Regions from separate parts of the Mus musculus genome. Here region 1 is linked to region 2. A link is a loop called in an ENCODE intact Hi-C map of the cell type or tissue named here. Cell type or tissue: left cerebral cortex. All regions are shown on one strand. Each heading gives the region's core, and the rest is flanking DNA. Links, peaks and the distances in the headings are about the cores only.

Region 1 (7,842 bases), core at 2,168-6,167, 1.4 Mb before region 2:
GTATGCCTATGTGTGTGCCTTTGTGTGTGTGTGTTTGTGTGTGTGTGTGTGTGTGTGTATGTATAAGCAAATGAAGGGTCTGGTGTGTTTTTAAATAATTCCAAATTTGAATGAATGTTAATTTGTGTAAAACTTAAAAAGTATATTATTGAATTGAGCAGGAAATACTTCTATGAAAGCATTGGTTGAAAAATGCTTTCTTCCTTATGCCATCCAGGATTTGCCCGTAGATGTTGTGAATTCAAACCAAAGTCCACACTCTCTGTAAATGTGCTGAGTCGAACCTGCTTCTTTATTGTCTTTCTTTTTCCTTCTTCCTTTCTTCCATTTTTTTTTTTCACTTAGATTCCTTTAGGAGTGACATCTCACACTGGGAGATGTCAGTGAGTCCAGTTGCCCCTCCTTCGGGTCCCTGAGCTTGGCCAGAGAGAGAGACCTGCAGTTTTAGCAATGCAAAACTTAAATAAATGTTCTTTAGAGACCTGTATATGTCAAAACACGTGGAAAATACAGCCTGTTAATATTGAATTTGGGAACAGGAGAAGAATAGTGTGGGCTGCTGTCCTCTCTTTTTGCTGTTCAAAAGCATCCTAAGACAGTCGTGCCATTGGGAGTCAGAACAATGGGCAAGGACAGCACCCCTCACCTCTCTCCCCTAAGCCTCTGGCAGGGGTGTGACTCCAGCTTCTAGCATGCACATTTAGGCCCCTCTCTACCTAAAAGTTGCATGCAGAGAGCAAGCGAGCAGTTAAGTCAAAAGAACTCAACCAGGCTCCCTTTACCTCTTTTCTAGTCTAAGCTCTGAAATGTGCCTAGGCTTCCAGGGAGACAAATTGTTTAATTTGCTAACATTTTGGAGCTCTTTAGAATTGTGAAAGAGCGAATTTCAAAGTATGGAGAGACCTCTGACAGAGTCCTAGTCAGATAGAGACTCTCTCTCTCTCTCTCTCTCTCTCTCTCTCTCTCTCTCTCTAAGGGAAGCTAGAAGCTGTGTGGTGTCTTGGAATACTCTGCACTTTCTGAGTCTCATTTGCTGTCTATGTCTTAGCCTTCCTTCTGACAAAAGTTAAAAAAAAAAAAAAAGTTAGCAAATATCTCCCTGAAAATCCCTGCTATGACTCTTAACAAAAGACTTGGTGCAAAGTGAAAGTAACACACTGGTGCTCAGGATCCTTCAAGCACTTGGGATTTTGGCTAGCCAAATAATCACGGCTAATCCCTGTTCATGCGGTTTCCCTAGGAAGCCTTTTACTTACTCTCTGTTAGCAAAGAATGATGTTTTCTACGCATCCATGGGTTCCCACTGCACGTAAATATAAAATGACACTGCACATTTCTCACTGCTGTGTATGCAGTTTAAGCAAAACAAAACAAAAATCAAGAGTTGAAGTTCTTTCCTGACAAACTTTAAGTTTTATAGAATGTAAATTTCTACCAGTTTGAATAATGCTTTTACTTGCTTCCTATTTTTAATTAGTTATTACCTGATGAGAATAGGCTACAATAATAGAGAGAGAACATATGAAAAATAAGCAATTACATAAAATATCTAAAAAATAATGATTTAAAAAATGGAGACGGTTCCAGAAGACATTCTCAGTGAGACCTTGGGCCAGTAGCACCCAGATGTCTGGACCTATCCAGTTAAAATCCTTCAAAGTTGCTCACATTTTTTGACACATGTTGCTGTGAAAGATTAGTGAGCTTTCAATTTTGTTTTGTTTTGTTTTGTGAGTGTGGGTGCTTACAAAATAAAGTCTGAAGGGAGTGTTACGCAGATGCATTTTAGACTGTGCAACCCGATCGGTTTGAACTCTGAACGATCATATTATTTATTTATTTGTTTGTCTTTCCTTCTCAAAGACAGTTAATTACTGAAGCACCGAGAGAGAACATTTTGTATTCCTGCTTTGCGAATGTGCCTCGAAAACCTGAGACTAATGAGACCAAGTTCTCACCCCAGCTGTGAACTTGCTGACTTTCCTGCTTGGAAACCCGAGCAGAGCTTCTGAACATTGGTGAGTTATTTAAAATAATGATTGCTTTTTGTTATTGTTTCTGTTCTATGAAGAGTCAGGTTTTTTTTTTTTTCCCCTAACACAACAAAGACAATGCCTTGGATCTGTGTAGAAGTAAAGGTGCAATAGGCCTGGTGAACATCTATGGCTTGTATATTTATTTAAAGGCTTGCTGTAATGCATATTATTAAGGATGACAATCATGAACTTGCTTGCATTGTTTATTTTGTAAATACCCATAATGGAGCTCTCAGAAACGGAGATCAGCTGCCCCCTTGGCCATGATGGCCGACTGCTGGGAAGTGACTGCCCAGGGGCCCTTTATGACTTGGGTTCCTGACCTAGGCCTTTCACAATTTATGCTCTTAGAATATTTTTAAGTCCACGTATAAAAATTCCCCGTGCAAACATCTGAAATGAACTATGAGTCTACTACGCAAAAGTCCTATGGTAGATTACATTTGGATGTCTGTAATGGACTAGCACAGCAGCTGTGCTCGGGGAACTAGAAAGATGTCAGATATGGTGTTTGTGGCCATCACGTGCAGAAAGGACCCCAGGATTTCTGAGCTGCAGACGATCTACTTCAGACTGGAGGCTGGTAATTTAATTAATGTGTGCCTCTGACGCTGAGGCCAAGAAATGGAACGGGCAAACCCACCTCCCCGCATGAGACCCGAGGCGGCTCTCCCACTTTATTTGAATCCTTTGAATTTTAATTTCCCATTTTTACACTAACTCGTAGAAACTTCACCTGGACCTTCTGGCAGCATTTTGACCTTTCCTGGCTCTATCTCAGTATTTGAATCATTTGGGCTTTGGATTATGAACACAAGACACAGAATGAAGACAGGCTCTGAGGGGCAAGTCTATCTGGATTTGACCTGGGTAGCTGAGTCCTCTTCCCACTCGTTTCTCCACCGCTTGAGAGGCTGAGGCTGAAAATCCCAGGAATGAAGATTCTAAGAAACACCTTCTGCAAAAGAAAAAAAAAATGTTTGTTTCTGTAATTTTATAAACCCTTGATTTAACAGAACTTAAAAGGCACCTCACATGGTCCAGAGGCTCTGAATATCACATCTGCTTTTAATATTCTTGGGTGTCTTGGGCTTTTTTGGAGTCGGTTTGATGCTGTCTTTTGTTGGAGGACAACTGCTGTATTCTGTGATGCAGGGAGTTGCCAGTTCAAAGGATACAGCCTTACTTAGGCAATTTCTTTTCCCTTGCCCTCCCCCACTTTCTCAGTGTTTCCTTTTGTTTTTGGAGTTGGGGGCTTTAAAACAGTCACAAGAGGCTCTCAGTATATTTTCTTTGAAGAACAGCTCTTTATAACAATGATAGCAAAATTTGTAGTCCGGTTTGAAGTTGAATGGGCAGGGGAAAAAAAAATACTGTTAAGACCACCACCGTTTGTCCTGAGCCAGGTAAATGAATGCCTGAGACTCAGTACTGGAGGGACAGGTATAATGACTGTGAAGCAAATTTCAAGTGTCTTTCGCTAATTTTCATCTGGACTTCTTATGTTCAGGAGTAATTCAACACTCCTAGGTGAACTTCCCTACCACGGCTGATTATGTTAAATATCTTCCCTCCCAAACTCAGTGTGGGCAGTGCTTTAAAAGGAGCCTAGATTCTGAACATTTAAAAAGGCTCTTACTCATTCAAATTGAATGTTAGATTAAAGAGTGGGACATCCGTGGACGCGAGAGGAAAGCTGGCCTTCTGCGTTTGTCTCAGACAATGATTTCGGCTAGATGACTGTGTTTTGTGGAGAAAAGGATTCGATGGGATATTGACAGTCTCCTATCAATAGTTGAGCCCTAGAGGCCTGGCTGTTTGGGCCCACACTGATTGACTGTGCCTTAATAGACATGTAATTGTTGACAAATACTTTCCGATAGACTGTGGCAATACCCAGCCAGACAAAGGAGGCTTCCGGGTAATAAGAACCAGCACAGAGCCATTTGTTACAGGCAAAGCCTTGCCGAAGAAACGACGTATGCTAAGAAAGAAGCTCTGGAGAGAAAGAAGCAAGCTTGACAACCCTCTACCCACGCAGCCAAACCTGGGTGACACTGGTGAAGCCGCAACAGTAGTAAGAAGAATTCCTGTTGTGTTTATGGGTTTTCTGTTGTGTACAGCTTGGTTTCAAAGTCTTAGCTTTGCCTATGTTAAGCAATTATGCATCTGTATATCATATATGTGTATGTGATGCACATATATTGTACACACATCCCACACATGTACATATAGGCAGAGTATGCATATGATTTGATATCTAGAATCAAATTTCTTTAGCTTGTGTATGGCATTCTAAAAATCTATCCACAGTAGTTCTAGGAATACAATAGGCTATTCAGGCAATTTCAAAGAGCCTCGGGCATTAATAAGAATACTGGACAAAACTGAATTTGGATGTAAGCCCCAATTACTACTAAATATCAGAGGAGCCTGGAGCTGTCCTTACAAAACCTGTACCTAAGAACATTTTGGAATGTCGAACATATTCTTGTGCTGTCTGAGCAAGGCTAGCATTTGAGATCTATGCCTGGCTGAGATGCTTCTCCTGAAAGTTGGTCTCACAAGATGCGCTCCCTGGGTCCCCTCAGTTTCCTTTATCTCCTACTGTGGGGGCTGTACTCTCAACTACAGGAGGCCAGTATTGCTTTTAGCTCCCAACAGGGGCATGCCCACAGTGGGACAATGTGATATTATTTTGATCGGCAAGCTAGTGTAAGCTAATATGCTACAGTCAAAGGCAAAGAGAGTTCAAGTGCAACCCCAGCCTCACTGTAGGCAAGCCTACAGTGCCAGCCAGAAGAGCAGACCCAGCTAGGCCTAATGTAATTCATGACACAGCTCTCCACACAGGGTCCTGTGAGTGCATCAAGGTGACACCGCAGGCCGTCTCCTGACATCCCTTGTGAAAGGGAACCAGCTCATGCCCCAAAGACCTTGAGTCCTGCCTTTGATTCTTATCGATCAAAAATGAAGATTAAATCCCATATCATAGAGCAAGGCAAAACCTGTGCTTTCTATGTCAACTTCCAGGAACCCCGGCGAAGCCCTTTAAATCATCTTTTTATGCATGAAGGAGAGCCCAAGTACACATGTATTCCAGAAAGAAGGACAAAGTGGACAAGCAGATACAGGGCTCTGATAACTTCCAGTCATCTTGGCAGGGGGATGAGCCAGATAAGAATGCTCTCCCTACCTGATATCAAATCCAAGCCCATAATTAAGATTAAGATTAATTTGTGGGTGGAAAGGAAAGATTATGTTTGAGGCAAGCTGTAAGCATTCCTAAACAGTCAGGCTTCTGCAAACAGCTGCCTCAAAATGTTGTGTGTGTGTGTGTGTGTGTGTGTGTGTGTGTGTGTCCATTAATTCAGAATTACTCCAATTACAAGCTTTTGATGCTCTGAAACCCTCTCTCTAACCCAAAAGAGATGGAGAGCCCTCGGACTATCCAATCAGATCACTTTCTCTGCTGCCTGCAGCAGATGTAAGCAATTTACTTTTTTATTTCTGCATATTCAGTGTGAGCGGAGCTGCTGGGGACCTTTCACCCCAGAGCCTGCAGGATTCTAACCCTATCAAATTAAAGCATTTTGCTCACTTATTCCCAAACGCTTTGCCGGTGCTAAGCAGACATCCCGCTGCATAGCAATGGCGGGTGTTCGTGTCCACTCATAGCCCCAGTCTAATCACAGATTATTAAGGAAAATATACAGTGCTTTAATTTGATGAGATTGGTTATAGGTAGTGCAGTTAAAGGTCACACTCCTGCGTGTATCTCCCTCTGTCTCTGTAATATTTTCTTCTCGCTTGACAATCCTGAGCTGCAAACAATAGGCCAAGGCGACACATTTATTTTTGACATGCTGTGATGGGCTCAATAGGGATAAAGATGAATTATTTAAAGATTGCATAAACAAACATCTTGGGCCAGGTTTTGGTTACATCTTTCCTTTGTGCTCTGTGGTTGCTGTTGCCTTAAAAGGACCTCTTCAAGAAATGCACCTCCTTTGGTCAGAAACACATTTGGATGGAGAACCCAGATAGGCGGTTTCCAGATGGCTGGGGCTGCCCCCACCAACCCCTATGATGGCTGCACGGGGAGGGGAAGTACTGGCTGCCCCAGCACCCAGGGAAAGGCACCTCTGAGAACTGAGTGCTCTTGCAATCCTTGAAGCTCCCTCACCTGCTGTGAGCTAACTGAGCCAGCCTGCTTGTTCCAGTGGGAATGCTGGGGTCATTGGAGACCCTGTGGCTGTTTATTGGCATTCTACATATAGCAAGGGTACTGGGAAGTGGCTGAGTTGTTTCCTGGCAGGCCTTGAGAATTACCTGGCTTTCTCTGCTCATTTGAGGGTTGATTTTTCTAAGTAAGTTTTCTCTGTGTCCCACAGAGGCCTTTTCTTTTGTCAGAGCATCTAGGCACTTAGGAGGTCCATCCAGGCTACCATGAGAGGGCCCCCCTGCTGTTTGTGGTGTTGGGCCCTTTCCCAAATCCTCCATTTCTGATTTGTACACTGTGGACTATACAGTGACCAGCCTCGGATGAAAAAAAGGGCATCTCCTAATCTGTCAAACATAATGGTTTCTGTGTATGTGTCTATGTAATAGACCAACTGCAGGCTGATTTACCTAGGAATTTACATGAAAATTGCTTTATGCAGCTGTATGTAAAAATTCAAGCTGCACCAAGTCACTGTACCACACAGGTCAAGACTGAGCCCAGGGGGTATTGTAGCTAAAAACAATTTGTTTTCATTCATGAGACCAGAGGGAGGGAGGCCCCAGAGTGGGAACCTGCATGAGTACATGGTTAGGGCACATCAGGACAGTCCTCCTGTTCAGAGAGAAGCCAGAGCTAACAGAGACCTGCTGTGTCTAGCTCCTGACAATGGTGTAGGCAGCCAGTGTCTGTAACTCTCCTTTCCTTGGAGTGTTAATAATTTAAAGGATAGTTTATACTCTGTTTATTGTCTTTGTCCCAAACTACATCACCTAACTCTCATCTTAAACTGAAAGGCTTGCTTTTTGGATGATAGAAAGAATGAAATACTTTTATAGATTGTTGTGTACTCCTTATGCAAGGCTGAAATTCCCACCAAACTCAGTCTCCAGATGTTCTCATTCTTGTAATGGGGTAATTTGAAGCTAGAAAAGAACTGATAATAAAATTAATAATAATAATTATATTAGAGAGGAGGATTTTGAATGGGAAATTAGGTTAGAGGTCTGGGCTGGGTTTTGCCTTTAGTCTGGGATCAGGTCATAGGGAATGCCCTGGTCCTGACTTGCCCAAGAGCAGTCTCTGAAGAACCTTCCACACAGTTAAAGTGGGAGATGCACGCAATATCCCACTGCATTCACTTGGCCCTGCAAGGGTGGCTTTATAGTTCACAGATCAGAGATCCTGCCACAATCCCCATGAGTAAGCTGAGAGTGAACTCTTGCACCCCACCCCTGGATTCTAAGGAGAAATATCACAGCTAAAAGTGCCCACAGCAACTCCCTAATTTTAGTTCATGCTTTATAAATTTATATGTGCATATATCTGCATTGATCAAAATTCCTTATCACTGGTGCTCTCACGTATTTTCATGGAGCTAGCTGCTACTTCCTATAGTCATACGGCTAAGTGGCTTTCTTTTGTTTTGTATTGCCTATGCTGACTTTGAACGTAGCAATTGAGATTCTCTTGCTCACACCTCCAGAGTGACAGGTATGCACTGTCATACCTAGATTAAGTGACTATCTTTAGTCACTTAGCAATGTGTTTCAGCTGACATCTGGACAGTATTGAGAATCCTTG
Region 2 (7,842 bases), core at 1,991-5,990:
CGGTGTTTATCTAAGCGATTGTGCAAACTGATAAAAAAGTAGGCATTAGTCTGCAGGGAAAAAGAAAGGTGAAAGAAGAGATCTTCCACCTCAAGGAACTGCTTCCCTGTGTACCAGGCGCTCTCAGCCGTTGGAAAAGCCTGCACACTAACTTTAGAGAGAGAGAGACAGCTTCAGGGAGCTTTGTACATAGCTGCTGAGGAATGCAAGCCTCGCCTTTAAGAAAAAAAAACCCCAAACCGTAGGTAGGAGCTGTCTGGAGTGATCCTTGTCTCTCATCTGATGCCTTAGAAGGAAGAGTGCGTTGTTACACCTTGTTTGGGGCTGGAAAGAGGAGACTTTAAAAACACCCTTCCAATTGAAAAAAAAAAAAAAATCTCCCAACTTAATGAGTTTAGTCGGAGGCTGGAGCAACCCGGCTCAGTCTTAGCAGAAAACCGAAAACAACTATAGGCAATATTGCAAAGCAGGACAACCCCGAGGCACAGCCAAATTCCACCATTTGGGGTTGAGAGGGATGGAAGCTAATCCTAAAGCAAGTTGGGGGGGAAAAACCAGAGGGGGGGGGGAGCTGCAGCCTAAGACTGGCAGACACGGTCCTCTCACCCTGGATCAAAGATAGAACTTGAAACAGGAGGCCAACATTTTTTCCTAGGAATCAATTGGAATCCTCATTTTCTACTTTTAACTCAAGTCCCCCCTCCCCAATGATTTTTCTTCCTCTCCCCTGTGGATTAGTGCCTCCCTCCCCTTTCTACTGTCCATTCTAGAACTTTCCTGAAGAGGAAATCTATTTCTTTTGGGAGGAGGGGTTCCCCTATTTCATGCCTTTAAATAATGAATACTTAATTCACCCCTCCCCTTATCAATTCCCCCAAACGAGTAAAAGAAGCAGAGATACAATAACTGGCAAAACTTGAGAGCAGACTGAGCTGTCTCTTGCAGTTTAGTACAGTTTGAACTAATGGATTTTTGTTGTTGTTGTTGTTTTGTTTTGTTTTAAGAGGAGAAGAATGGGGAAACATGAATCTTTTATTTTAGGAAACTGTTATGGTAAGATGTATGTCAGACTTGACAAATGGAACGAACGCTCTTCACTGCTTCTTGTCCCTGTCTTAAACAGGAATTAAGTTAAACACAGTGCTGAATGTTAATTACATGTTTACTGGCTAATGAAAATTACAAATGGTTTTGCCACCTCAAACAATGATGAAACTCTGAAGACACTGTAATTATATACTTTGAGGGAAATAACTCAGAATATTGATCATAAGAAGTGTAAATCTTTTTTAAACTATTCATTAATACCATAAATATGGGCTACAGAAGTTTTTCCTTGCGGTTTGTCTCATCAGTTACAAAGAGTGGATAGCTGGTGGGACTCCTCCGAAGAGGAGGTGCACTCTGTCTCTTAGAAGGAGGCCACGTGTGTAATTCAGTAATGCCCCCTCCCTTCTGCCCCGCCCCCTTCATCCTAGTTGAAGGTCGAGGGATCTCCAACAGGGAGGCCGGGCTCTGGGCAGGTGAAGGTGATCTAAATCCGGGCCTCTCTCCTCCCCTTCTCTGGCCCTCTCCTCTCCTCTCCCGCCTCCTTTTCTTTTCATGCCAGGTCTGATCGATGACCACCTTCCCCAGCCTGGGCGCCTGGGATAACCTAATGAAAGACCAATTAGACCTGGCAACTCATCGCCACCCAGCTCCCTCCTTCAGAGGTGACTAGGGCATTCATTGCCAGAGAAGGTGGGGGGTAGCGATAGGGATGGAGGTGGCTGTTGTACCAGAAAGGTGGCTCAGACGCTGAACTAGAACTGGGCTTTGGAGTAATTATTTTGTGGTCATTTTCTTCCAACTTTGGTCAAATTTAGAACACTGGTAGCCATTCCAATCTTGAGGGTCAAAGGTGAGAGATGCACTAACCCTAAAAGGCAGGCCCGCCTGACCGAAAGGCCAAATCGGGCAGGGGCATGGGGTTAGGGTGAGGGGTGGCAAAATTCCATGGCTCCTCCAGGGTGGGGCCGGGGTGGGGGCTGAGAGCTGGTATGCAGGAGTCCATCACCAAGTGCAGGTTTAAAGTGAAATATTGAAGATTTAAAAACAAGTGTTCAAGGGTTGTGAGACTGGAGTCCTCCTTCTCCCTGTGAATTCCCAAGGCTCTGGTCTTTGTCTTAGAAGGAATGGAGTTTCTGAATGGTGTGAAAAGGACAGAGAGGGTCGCTTCCAATCGATTTTACTTGTCCTTTCTGCCTTTTCGGATCAACGCCCTTCAATGGACACAGAGGTGCTCTTTCAACCAAAAACTTGTGCTACATTTTCTGCCTGTATTGGTGCTAAATACAATAAGCGTCGGGCAGATTTTCTTCTCTTTGCTCTCCAAAGCCAAAAAAAAAAAAAAATCATCCAACCAAACCCCCCACCCTAATTAAATTGTTTTATGTGGACAGTCAAGACAGAGCAATTAAGTATGCATTAGTATAAAGATAGACTCTGCAGATATGGCGTTTTAGAAAGCCATGGTTATGACAACAGCGAGGGTATTAAGATATGGGGAGGGGTGCAAAGACACAGCCCAGTTGCATCTTCTTCTCTGGGCCCCAGGGGAATGCAAAGGCCCAGGCCTCAGGTGAGGGGAAAACAGGTCAGCTAACAACAGGTGGGTGGGTGGTAGCAGTTGAAGACTTGTAGACCCGAACCCCCAAGCTTAAGAGCAGAGGAGCTCCCCCTAACCCCCATCCCCAGGAATGGCTGGATAGTCCTCAGTGACGAAAATCAACTCTGGTAATTTAGCAGTCCCAGGTGGCGAGAGTCCTAGGACAAGGTGAAGCCCTGCAGTGTCCTACTCTGCATCGAGCTCACTTCCCGGGGTCCCCCCTCCCGCCCCGGTCAAGGTGGGACTATGTAATCATGAAGTTGTGTGAGCACGCCCAGGGTAAGCGCTGCCACCGTAGCTACCTAGACCTCAGCCCTCTAGCTGCCGAGAGTAGGCCCCCTCTCAACAATTCACAACTAAGCGCCTTTTTGCTTCTAAGGAAAGGGGCGTCTGGTGGAGAAGAAAGTCAAGTTCCCACCCGACGACCTGCGCGGTCCGACTGGCAGCAGGAACAAGATGCTGGAGGAACAGAAAGAGCGGGAGGGGTCGCAGAAAGGGTGCGGGGGGGGGGGGCAGATCTCTAGCGCAGCAGCAGCTCTCCACCTCTTTTCGGCCTTAGGAGGCGTGGGCGGGCGAGGAGCTTCGTGCCCCGAAGGGGACGACCCTCAAAGCAGGGGCTGGGGCCTCCCTGCGTGGCTACGCAGGACTCTGATAGGTGGTCCTGGGCCACAGGGTAGCTAGCGCGTCTCACGAGCTCCGGAAAGGGCTCTGAGGTGTCCCGCGCGCCCTAGGGAAGGAATGGGGGAGGTGTGGAGGAGATAGTGGCAATGTGGGCAAGTGACTGAATGTCAAAAGTAAAAAGGTTGAAAAGGCAATTTTCCTGACGCGCTTTGCCCCCCTCATTTCTCCTCTCCCTGGAACTCCCGCCCGGGCTGTAAATCTGCGGCCGGTGGCCAGGACACTGGAAGTCCCCTCGGCGGACCCGAAGCGGCCCCGCCCGCAGAGAGCACACCTCCCGGTGGGCTCCGCATCGATCCGACGCCTAGCTGAGGATGTCACCGCACTAAATATTTACTGATCACACACAAATAGCCAGAGCTCGAACGATTTTCCTCTGTGAGGAGAGCGCAGAGAGCAGGGTAAATCATTTTATTAGTGTGGATAAAGCCCAGAGCACACTCCGGGCTGGAGTGTTTTAAGATGTGTCTTCAACGGGATGAAAAGAGTTAGGGAAATCGATACGGAGTGATTAGAAGCCCCCGGGGTGACGAAGGGGGACCTGACTAGTCGGGATTTGGCGGGGCCGAGAGGAAGGAAGCCAGCTCCAAGGGGGACTGCCGGACCATCGCCAGGGAGCTCAAGCGCAGGCCTCGGTCCCTCTGCCCTCGACGGAAAAGGTGGCAGCGCAGCCAGAGATAGGACTCTGCTGCCTGGCTTTGCAAATAGGGCTGAGGCGGCCGCCGCGGGCCGAAGGCTTGGGAGCACATCCGCTGTACACCCGAGTGGGATGACCAGGTGGCCACCGGAGTTGATGGCTTATGCGAAGCAAGACAAGAACATGTAGTCTGGCGAGGCAGCCTAGGTAGCCAAGGTGTGGCTCCGATGGATTGCTTTCTTCCCTTGCCATTTTGGAGACTCCTTTTAGGTGCCACTCCAGGCTTTTACAACTTTCTTCTCAATCAACCTCCATCTCTCGTCTTATTTAGCATCTCTAAAGAGGACCCAGTAGCCCAGCTCCATCAATGGCTTGGCTTTCCATGCTATCTGCCCAGTGTCCAGGGCGGCCACCGGGTGGCGAGACACCCCCCCCCCCCCGTGGAATTTGCAGAACAGTGGATTCTAGGTTCGCGGCTCAGCTCTCAGGCAGGTGGAACGAAGTCTAAGGCCATGGATTAAGGCAGGGGCACCAAAGGAAGTCGGAGGGCTGCGGGTTTTCTCAGCGAGAGGGAATCAGCTTTAGCAGGATCAGGTCCCACCCCAGCCAGTGGGGACCTGTCTAGGACCCAAAGATTAGATACTGGAAACTAAAGTGAAGTTCACGGGGCGTTAGGTAAAATTTACTGGAAGTTAGTAAAAAAAAAAAAAAAAAAAAAAAAAAAAAAAAAAAAAAACCTCCGCAAAGCTAAGCAGCAATGTTCTGGCTCCAGAATGGCTTTTCACTCTGAAGTGTGAGTCTCGCTGCTGTGAACAAACCTTAGAGCTTCGAAACAGCTGCAAACAACCCAGTAGGCTCTAATTTCTTGGAGGTGGAGGGTTAGGGCACAAGATGAGAAAAAAGAACAAGTCTTTGCCCTTTTCCTGCTTCTGACCTTCAAAGGGGGTGCAGTCTTTCAAAAGAAACGGATAGCTGCCTACTGTGTGTATGCGTTTACACGTTTTTATGTGCATCTGTGTGTCAAAGGTGTACCTTCCCATTACTCAATGTTCTTAGCAGCTTGGGCTATTAAATTCATGCTACCCTGCATGTCCTTCGGTGCAACAGGAAATATAGCTGAAGACCCAATTAACCGTTTTCTAGAAGTTTTTTTTTGTTTTGTTTTGTTTTGTTTTAAAAATATGAATCCCAGTGGGTTAGAATGGTGTGTCCAGGTGTGAGCCTCCTGCTCCCTCCATAGTAATTCTCTCATTCCTGCATTGGAAGCTAGCAGCACCGATGACCTGGAGGAGTGTCAGTTTAGTCTCCATTAATCCTTCTTGGTCTTGGCTACAGAATGAAGGTTAACTATGCTAAACTGTTCAAAGATTTAAGAAGGGGTGAAAGGAGGGATATAGAAGAAGAAGGAGAGGAAGACGAAGAGGAGAAGGAGGAGGAGGAGGAGGAAGAAAAAGAAGAAAAGATGGTAGAGCCAGGGAGGGAAAGAGTGAAAGGAAATGAGAACAAATGCACTTTTTAGCTGTAAGGGTTTTAGAGCACTTTGCCTGTCTCTTATGTCCCACCCTATCTTCACTGCAACGCCTTGCAAGCAGGGGTTTCTATTCAAAGACAACAGTTTCATCTGTCAAGGCAAACTCCAGGAAGTTGGACTTAGGGAAATAAGAAAATAGGATGGAGTAAATTCCCCCTCCCCTCTTTAACTGATCACCCAAATCGCTCTAACAATATTTTACAATTTGTATATTATTATAATAACATGTATATGTATATATGATCATTGTGTGAGAGATTAAGAAAAAAAACAAACAAATCCCAAGATATGGTTTACCTTCTTTCATTGAAGCAAAAGCTAATTTAAAATTGTGTCAGCAGCCAAATTATAGCCATAAAGTCTGGATGAGATTAGAAAAATATATTCAGCTGGCTTCCAGTGTGGTGGCATTTCCATGGGTCCCAAGATGAGGGGGTTTGTACAGGAAGGTGCAAGCATGTGGTGGAGGTACCCTCTCAATTTTAGAAGCGTCTTGATGGATTAAAGGTTCATACACTCAAACACTAGATAGAGGCTGTCACTCATGTGTACGGTCCTGGAGGCTGGCAGAAGGCAGTGCAAAAAGACTTCTGAATGAGCTCTCTGGATTCAGCAGTGCTGGAAGACAAGCAGAAGCAACTCAGCCAGGGTAATGCTATTATGGCTTGCAAAATCACAGAAAGGCACTTCAAAGTGCAAGCTTCAGATTTCCAGTTGGAAGCTTTGGCAGGGTATTTAAGCAAACAGTGAACATCTTTTCCCTGATATATTTATTGTAAAATTCAAGGCTATGTAATGTGTGCATGAACACATAGTGTGTGTGTGTGTGTGTGTGTGTGTGTGTATATGTGTACTTTCCAGCTCATTGATGACTTAAATCTTAAATACTGGACTATCGACAATGGCATTGCCCATTTTATCAAGCCTGGTATGAGCTATTTATGAATTTAATATTAACATTACATTGCAAGTTAACTCCTGCTGAGAGAGTTCCAAAGTCATCTGAGATCATGTGAGCAGCCGGTCTTATTTAGACCTGGACAAAGTCAAGAAGAATGGTTGGACGCTGTATGTTTTAATTCTCAAAAGCCTGTAATGCTATCTTTAAAACAAGAGTTAATTTTTACTATGTAAAAAAACAAAACAAAACACCTAATTGATGGTATCAAGTGCTACATGAAGGTGTTAGAAAGAAAAATATTCAGAAAAATTAATATTGTTAATTAGCTGCATGAGTGAACTTCAGGCAAATACCAACAGCACAACAAACGAGGATTCATTTGATTTAAATTCCTTTAACTACACAAGCAAAGTCAACTTTAGGAGGAGAAATGGGATGTATGGATTCACTGTTGTTTGTTTGTTTTTTAGGACGTTTATCCACCCTGCTTTCAATACACAGCTATAACGAGAATAAGTTGATAGCCAGAAATTGGTAAGCTGCCATAGTAGAGGAATACTATGTGTTAAACTAGAGAACATCCAGGGACTTACATTATCAGCTTCATTTGTCCTCTTCAAAGGCCACTTCCTTGAAAATGAGTAGGTACATGCTAAAAATAAATAAATCCTGTACAGAATGTAAAAAGGATTTTTAAAAAATCACATTTAATTTCTTGGTTATGGAAAGTATTATCTTGAGGGCTTGCAAACTGTAGTGTTTGAAAACAAATTGCATTAGCCTTGTTGTTTGGAGTACAAGGTAGGGAACAGTAATTTCCCTACCCATCTATTGGAATTTATTATACATTGGTTAATTTTATTTAAGAGATTCCTAAATACATGACTATGATAAATTGATTGAGATACTGTCCTTTAAACATTCAAAGTAAAACTGAAACCATTAAAGGAAAGAAATATTGATTTTAGTGACAGATGTCACACAGGGTATTTCTTGACAGGACCACATCACCTCATATGTCAAATGTCAAAGACAAGAAGTTAAAAAAATCAAGGCAGCCTATATCTTTGCCTATTATATGTTAACTTATTTAGTCTCAGGGATGCTGCAGTATTCTGTTGCATAGTTTCTTGTTGTTGGTTACATTTCCAAACACTCAAAAGAATGTAATGCCCTGAAATTTCAGCATGGGGGATTTTTAAAGTTGTTTGTTTGTTTGTTTGTTTGTTTTTGATAGTCTTCTCCGATGATAAAGACTTAGCTTACTTACCCATTGATTCCCCACCCCCAGGTGATTTTGGTTAACTTAATGACCTTCAAAATCATGTATTATCTTGCAAAAATCTATATTTCTTATATAAGTTGAAGTCAAATGAGAGCTGTCTGATCTTTCAAAGATTGTACAGCTCAGTGGTCTTCAGTTACTGACGAACTAGTGATCATGCCCA

What was found. Hi-C counts contacts between places; a loop is a spot of excess contacts. Peaks named below come from ENCODE experiments on the same cell type or tissue, not always from the same donor. Only the 100,000 strongest peaks of a DNase experiment are listed, where the experiment ranks them.
Region 1: a loop joins it to region 2, with 11 times the contacts of the local background. A loop is called at or near these places in 4 of 42 quality-filtered maps.

Annotation. Positions count from the first base shown.
Region 1 is chr7:68,977,582-68,985,423 of GRCm38, forward strand. No RefSeq gene overlaps it. Among named protein-coding and RNA genes, the nearest start is that of Gm23795, 29 kb to the left of the region's middle. In left cerebral cortex, for the core only: no CTCF peak of the experiment used is centred there; a DNase peak (open chromatin) is centred at 3,714.
Region 2 is chr7:70,366,243-70,374,084 of GRCm38, forward strand. The region is part of intron 1 of B130024G19Rik (RIKEN cDNA B130024G19 gene); the gene reads left to right. It also overlaps a transcript of Nr2f2 not described here. Among named protein-coding and RNA genes, the nearest start is that of B130024G19Rik, 4.8 kb to the left of the region's middle. In left cerebral cortex, for the core only: no CTCF peak of the experiment used is centred there; a DNase peak (open chromatin) is centred at 4,148; H3K4me3 peaks cover 929 bases; H3K27ac peaks cover 671 bases.